Linked DNA regions of Homo sapiens: region 1 is linked to region 2. Evidence: chromatin contacts called from ENCODE Hi-C or POLR2A ChIA-PET data. All regions are on one chromosome and are shown on one strand. The core of a region is the stretch at or near the end of the contact, and the rest is flanking DNA. Distances in the headings are between cores, read along the strand shown.

Region 1 (2,727 bases), core at 209-2,708, 35 kb after region 2:
GTGCTTTCTAATAGCTTCACACACAGTTATTTCATGGACTCAGTTTTGTTGGGGGAAGGTACTTTGTTATATTTCTCTAAAAGTCACAATAGCATTTACTATAGGAAATGGAAACATAACAGGCACTCCAAGACTGTCTGGATGTTCACAAACACGTCTCCATTTATTTTCATAATATTTCTCTGAAATAGGTACTGAATATCATTTTGCAAATGAAGAACTGATGAAGGAGAAGCTGTCTGCTATAGAACTTAAATTTCAGAGCTGAAAGCACTTCAGACATCTCTTGCTCAAGTGATTTTCTAACATCTTGCTGTGCAATCCCTTTTCTCAGAAGGTACCTTATTTGGAATCTTGATATATAAAACAGAAAAGGGGGATCCACTCTCTTTATGGTGAAAGAGACTCTCCTGGGCTCCAACTGCTCTGTACCCCCTCCACAAGGCAATGGAGAATCACTAAAAATAATGACAGCCGGTAGGAGGCAGAGGACCTGGGGCTTTACACAGTCATCGATTATCATAACCATCCTGATAGGATGACACTATTCTCCCATTTTACAGATACAAAAACTCTTAGAGACTGAAAAAGAAGAGACTAAAAAATTTTCTCAAGCCAGTTGGCAAACAAGTAGCAGACGTGGGATTTGAACTCAGATTGTTCAGCTCCCTAATTTTTTTTTTTTTTTTTAAGACAGGGTCTTCCTCTGTTTCCCAGGCTGGAGTCCAGTGGCACCATCACAGCTCACTGCAGCCTTGCCTTCCAGACTCAAGCAATCCTCCCACCTCAGCCTCCCAAGTAGCTGAGATTAGAGGTACACAGCACCACACCTGGCTAATTTTTTTAAAATTCCTTGTAAAGATGAAGTCTCACAGTGTTGCCCAAGCTGGTCTGGAACTCCTGAGCTCAAGCAATCCACCTGCCTCGACCTCCCAAAGTGCTGGGATTACAGGCATGAGCCAGTGTGTCCAGTTTCAAATTCTTATCCTGCCCACTTCCCATCTTGCTTCCCTGTCTAACCACAGTGGAATGTGATGTTATTGGTTAGTTCATGCTGATCAGAGACTGACAGGCAGATCTACACATATACACCCTGAGTGGGTGGAATTGGTATTGACCTTTCACTTGCATATATTGCTCCCCGTTTGTTAAGGACCTCTCACTCTCTTTCAGAGAAGCTATAGAGATGCTAAAGGTTCCCCAAAGAGTAGTTCAGATGGGTCATGGCAAAGCCTTGGGGATGGCCAGGAATCCTTCTGCTGGATAACATATCAGCAATGTATAAATAGCCTTCAGCATTAAGCCTACTCCCCACAGCAACAAAGAGTTAACTTGGCTCTTCCACCTATTTGGTGCTCCTCAGAAGGACAAACAAATGCTTTGCATGAGTTACTTTGCTTTCCTTGTGTGTGTTCAGCTCTCAAGCCTCTTCTTGGCTGCTGGCCACAGACAACACACAATAATCTCTCAGTGGTCTCAAAGCTGGCACTACCTCTCACCATTTGCCTGCCAAAGGAGTCAAGTCCTGCCCTCCCCCTTTTCATATCCCCACCTTTCAGATAACGACCATTTCCACACACCCTTCTCCAACCTCTTTCAACTATGTTTTGGAGAAAAATGCTTTCTGCCCATTACTGATGTTTTCTTCCACATGGAGAGAGCTCTGCTCATCTTGCTGTCTGTTACAGGCTGAATTGCGTTCTCCAAAAATGCATATGTTGAAGTCCTGGCTCCCAGTACCTCAGAATATGACCTTATTCTGGAATAGGGTCATTGCAGATGTAATGAGTTAAGATGAGGTCATACTACAGTAGGTTGGGTCCCTAATCCAATATGACTGGGGTCCTCATAAAAAGGGGAAATTGGGACACAGACAATATACAGAAAGAATGCCACGTGACCATGAGGAAGGTCAAGTGCAAGCCAAGATGGGACAGGTTCTCCCTCACACCTCTCAGAAGGAACCAACCCTGCTGCCACCCTGATCGCGGACTTCTAGCCTCCAGGATTGTGAGACAATAAATCTCTGTGGTTTAAGCCACCCAGACTGTGGTACTTTGTTACTACAGCCCTAGTAAACTAAAACACCAGCCTCGCTCCCTCCTAACTTTCATTCTCTGATGGGAAGTTTGGGAAAGAAACTGGATGTGCACAGGCCCACCCTGCCTCCCTCTTCCTTCTTAGGAGCTGGTTTTCAGCAGGAAACACACATTACAGGCCACTCCTCCTCACCATAAAGCTGTCCAGCCTCAGGCCTTGGCTGCCCGGTACTGCCTGTGACTGGCTGGGTTAGTCTAATTCTCTGGTGGGGTAGTCCCAGCCGCCAATACTAGTTTGATCAGTAATAAAGTTATTGTAGTCTCCATTTCTCATCTGCCTTTCTCTTCTGTGGGACTGGTTCCAAATGTGGGAAAGGAAGACGTGTATTATTTGTCACGCTCTCCTCTTAAACCTACCCCAATACTCTTATTTCCCTGAGGGGAGGGAGTGAAGTGACCTTCTTCTTTCTCTACTCTCTTTCTAATTTCGTTGCTACGTTATATAAACTTTGTGCAATGCTTTCCCAAAGCCTCTGCTTTCGATTGTCAGAAATTCTAGCTGTGTGGTGGCTCATGCCTATAATCCCAGAGCTTTAGGAAGCCAAGGCAGGAGGATCACTTGAGGCCAGGAGTTCCAGACCAGCCTGGGCAACATAGCAAGACCCTGTCTCTACAAAAAAAAAATTTA
Region 2 (2,720 bases), core at 119-2,618:
AGCCTGGAATTGTTTGCACAGAAAGACTCCATAGAATAAATTACTGAACCTTCCAGCACAGCTCAATTAACTGAATGAAGCCGGGAGAGAAAAGCTCCAATCTGGTAGCCACAGAACAGAACCTGGCATCGTTTTTGCTTAAAGAGTTTACAAGTAGATCATGGGGCATTTAAAAGACAGCCTGAATTTAAGAGTAAAGACAACAGGAAGAGGCATGAGGAGCTCCAACTCACACTTTTTCCCACTGGCGTTTCTGCAGGAAGTAAGTCAGGTGTTTGCATTCTCGAGTCATTTGATGTCTGTCTTTATGAGGAATTGTGATGTCTCTACCCTCTTTCCCCAGCCTCACACATAAGTTGAGCCAGACTTTCTGTTCCCTAGAAGTTCAGAACAGCTTTTTCCTTTAACTGTCCCTTATAAATGTAACTCAACTTGATGCAACAGAACCTGAAGTCACTTGATAAATGATTAAACCAACTATACCTAGAGAGTTATCTAGTTCTGACTCAACACCAGGGCTTGGAATTCAGCTATTGGTACATTAATTTATTTAGCAAAGGTTTTCTGAGACCAGGTATTGGAATTACCAAGTGGAATAAAACAGCCCTGTTCTCAAAGATCTCAGTCTAGTGAGAAAAACACCCTGGCAAACAAAAGTTATAATAAATGAGTTAAATACCCCAGCCAAAGTGCATAAAGTTTTCAGAAGGAGCTTCCAAATTGGGAAAGTGCTACAGGTTCTGTGGAGGTACAGTTCACCTACGTCCTCAGAGCAATTTTAGATTTCACTTCATGGGACACATGAGGATGAGCTCAAGGCATCTGAGACATTTCCCTCACTTCCTTGAAAGAGTAGCATGACCCTTCTTCTCATCCATCCCTTCCTCTTCATTCCACCACGTGAGCGGCACAGAGAGATCAGAAGGGCCCTGAGGTTGACTTTCAGAACAAGAAAGTTAGACTCTCTCTCCCCTTGGTTCTCCCAAACCACTTGGTGACAAGACAACAATGAGCAGGAATCATGCTAACAATCTTATGGATTGCTTACACGTCAACTACTGACTGTTGCCCTCAACCATACATGATCCCACAGCCAAATAAGTCAATAGCTGTGGAAGTCGGGAAAACCACAATGTAAATGCTGAAAGCCCCACATTGTACCAATGGCGTTTTCTTACAAATAGATGACATCCTCATCAGTAGCAAGTGTTGAAAACACAAGGAATGCCTGAAGAATGGGAGGGGGGTGAGTCTGTGAGGAAATCTTGTGGAAAGAAGAGAGATATTTGTAACAGCTGAAAGGAAATCCTGACACACCAGCCTCCAAAATCACTAGGCCGCCTTTCAGCCCAGGGTTCCCTCCTGCCTGGGGAATTTGGCCCCTTTCCAATGGCAGTGCCCTCATGTGCTACGCTGAAAATAAAACAAAGGATGCCATTCATCATATTTTTCAACAACTGGTTTCTTTTCTTAGTTTGAAAGAAAAACTTGGCAATCGTAAAGCTGAGTTTTTTATTTTTATATATTTTCTTCTTCGTGTCAAAATAAACTGGAAAAGAAAAAAAATAGCCCAATGGTAAGAAAAGGAAAATACACAAAATCCTTCAGAGCTTAGTTGGCCACACACTGCCACTCGACTGACACCAAACCGTGGAATGCATCTCTCTCAAGTTCTCCCAGCCCAAAGAGCCGGCTGCCTTCTGCTTCTGTAGATGTGGCTACTTAGAGAAATTCAAATAGGCTCCCAGTGTTAACTATGCTGCATATTTACTTTAATCAAAGTGACATTTCCCAGATGGTGTCATCCAGAAAACCTCATCCGAAGTGAAGAGTACAAGAGAATTTAGCAGCTCATTCCAGGGAAAATTGAACACAGGTGCTCTCCCATTTTAAGATGACTCAGTTTACAAAAATATAAAACTATGTAACAGATACCCTTTTGGCATGAATATCCCAGCCCCATAGATATCTGGTACCTGAAATTGGTACCAGGCAATCCATATGAAGGTGTGAATGTATAAATGATAACATCTCTACATTATCAGCTGCACAACCCTAATACTCTTGGGTGTTAATTCTGAGCCTGAATGTTTTGCCATTCCCAGACCCTTCCTTTGCTGAGCAGAAGGAAAGGTGAGAAAGAAAGTGCTTGAGGCAAGAAGCTGCTCTAAGGTGCCTCTGAAAATTAGTAGATCTAAATGCATTATTCACTGAATACCCAGAGTTTCCATGCTGTAGGTAAAACAGACAGCTTCCTCCATGGAGGTTACAGGATAATCACTTTTAATCACAGTATAATAAAACACTGTGATTATATAATAATCACAGTATAATCACTTTAGTAATTAGTTAATTGTGATGTGAGCTAGGAAAGAAAGGACAGGCATAACGGAGCATGTAACCTACCCTGGTGATCTTAGGAGACTTTTCTGAGGAAATGACATTGTCACTCTAGGAACTGGAGAGCAAAGGGTAAAAGAATAGACTTCAGAAAGGACAAACCTATACAGAAACCTGGTCCTGAAACTTACAAGATATATGACCTCAAGGAAGTTACTTAACTTCTCTGAGCCTCCGTTTCTGTACCTGTAGAGTGGGAATAATATTGCTCTCAGAGGGCTGTTGTGAGAATTAAATAAAGTAATAGATGTGCCAAATGCTTGGCATGTACTCAGCACACGGCCAGGTCCAGGTCCTGTGAAGCTGGAAGCTTACACCAT

The links. A loop is a pair of places that touch in the nucleus more often than their neighbours do. ChIA-PET counts read pairs that join two places held with the same protein, here RNA polymerase II (POLR2A). Pooled maps may share reads with other maps.
Region 1: a map of dorsolateral prefrontal cortex shows a loop between it and region 2 (2.5-fold over the local background). The contact joins two enhancer-like sites. A Hi-C loop is called at or near these places in 3 of 168 maps with a recorded cell type or tissue (Calu3, dorsolateral prefrontal cortex and posterior cingulate gyrus) and 3 of 50 pooled maps. POLR2A ChIA-PET finds 5 or more read pairs at or near these places in 3 of 52 experiments (H1, HEK293T and activated CD4-positive, alpha-beta T cell).

The regions. Positions count from the first base shown.
Region 1 is chr2:199,832,298-199,835,024 of GRCh38, forward strand. The region is part of intron 3 of FTCDNL1 (formiminotransferase cyclodeaminase N-terminal like); the gene reads right to left. Among named protein-coding and RNA genes, the nearest start is that of FTCDNL1, 18 kb to the right of the region's middle. Within about 2 kb of position 1,459, at least 2 of the 41 ENCODE cell types and tissues checked have a DNase peak (open chromatin) inside an H3K27ac peak, as active enhancers do; they include dorsolateral prefrontal cortex, where a contact is called at or near this core.
Region 2 is chr2:199,797,728-199,800,447 of GRCh38, forward strand. It overlaps a transcript of FTCDNL1 not described here. Among named protein-coding and RNA genes, the nearest start is that of FTCDNL1, 52 kb to the right of the region's middle. Within about 2 kb of position 1,369, at least 4 of the 41 ENCODE cell types and tissues checked have a DNase peak (open chromatin) inside an H3K27ac peak, as active enhancers do; they include dorsolateral prefrontal cortex, where a contact is called at or near this core.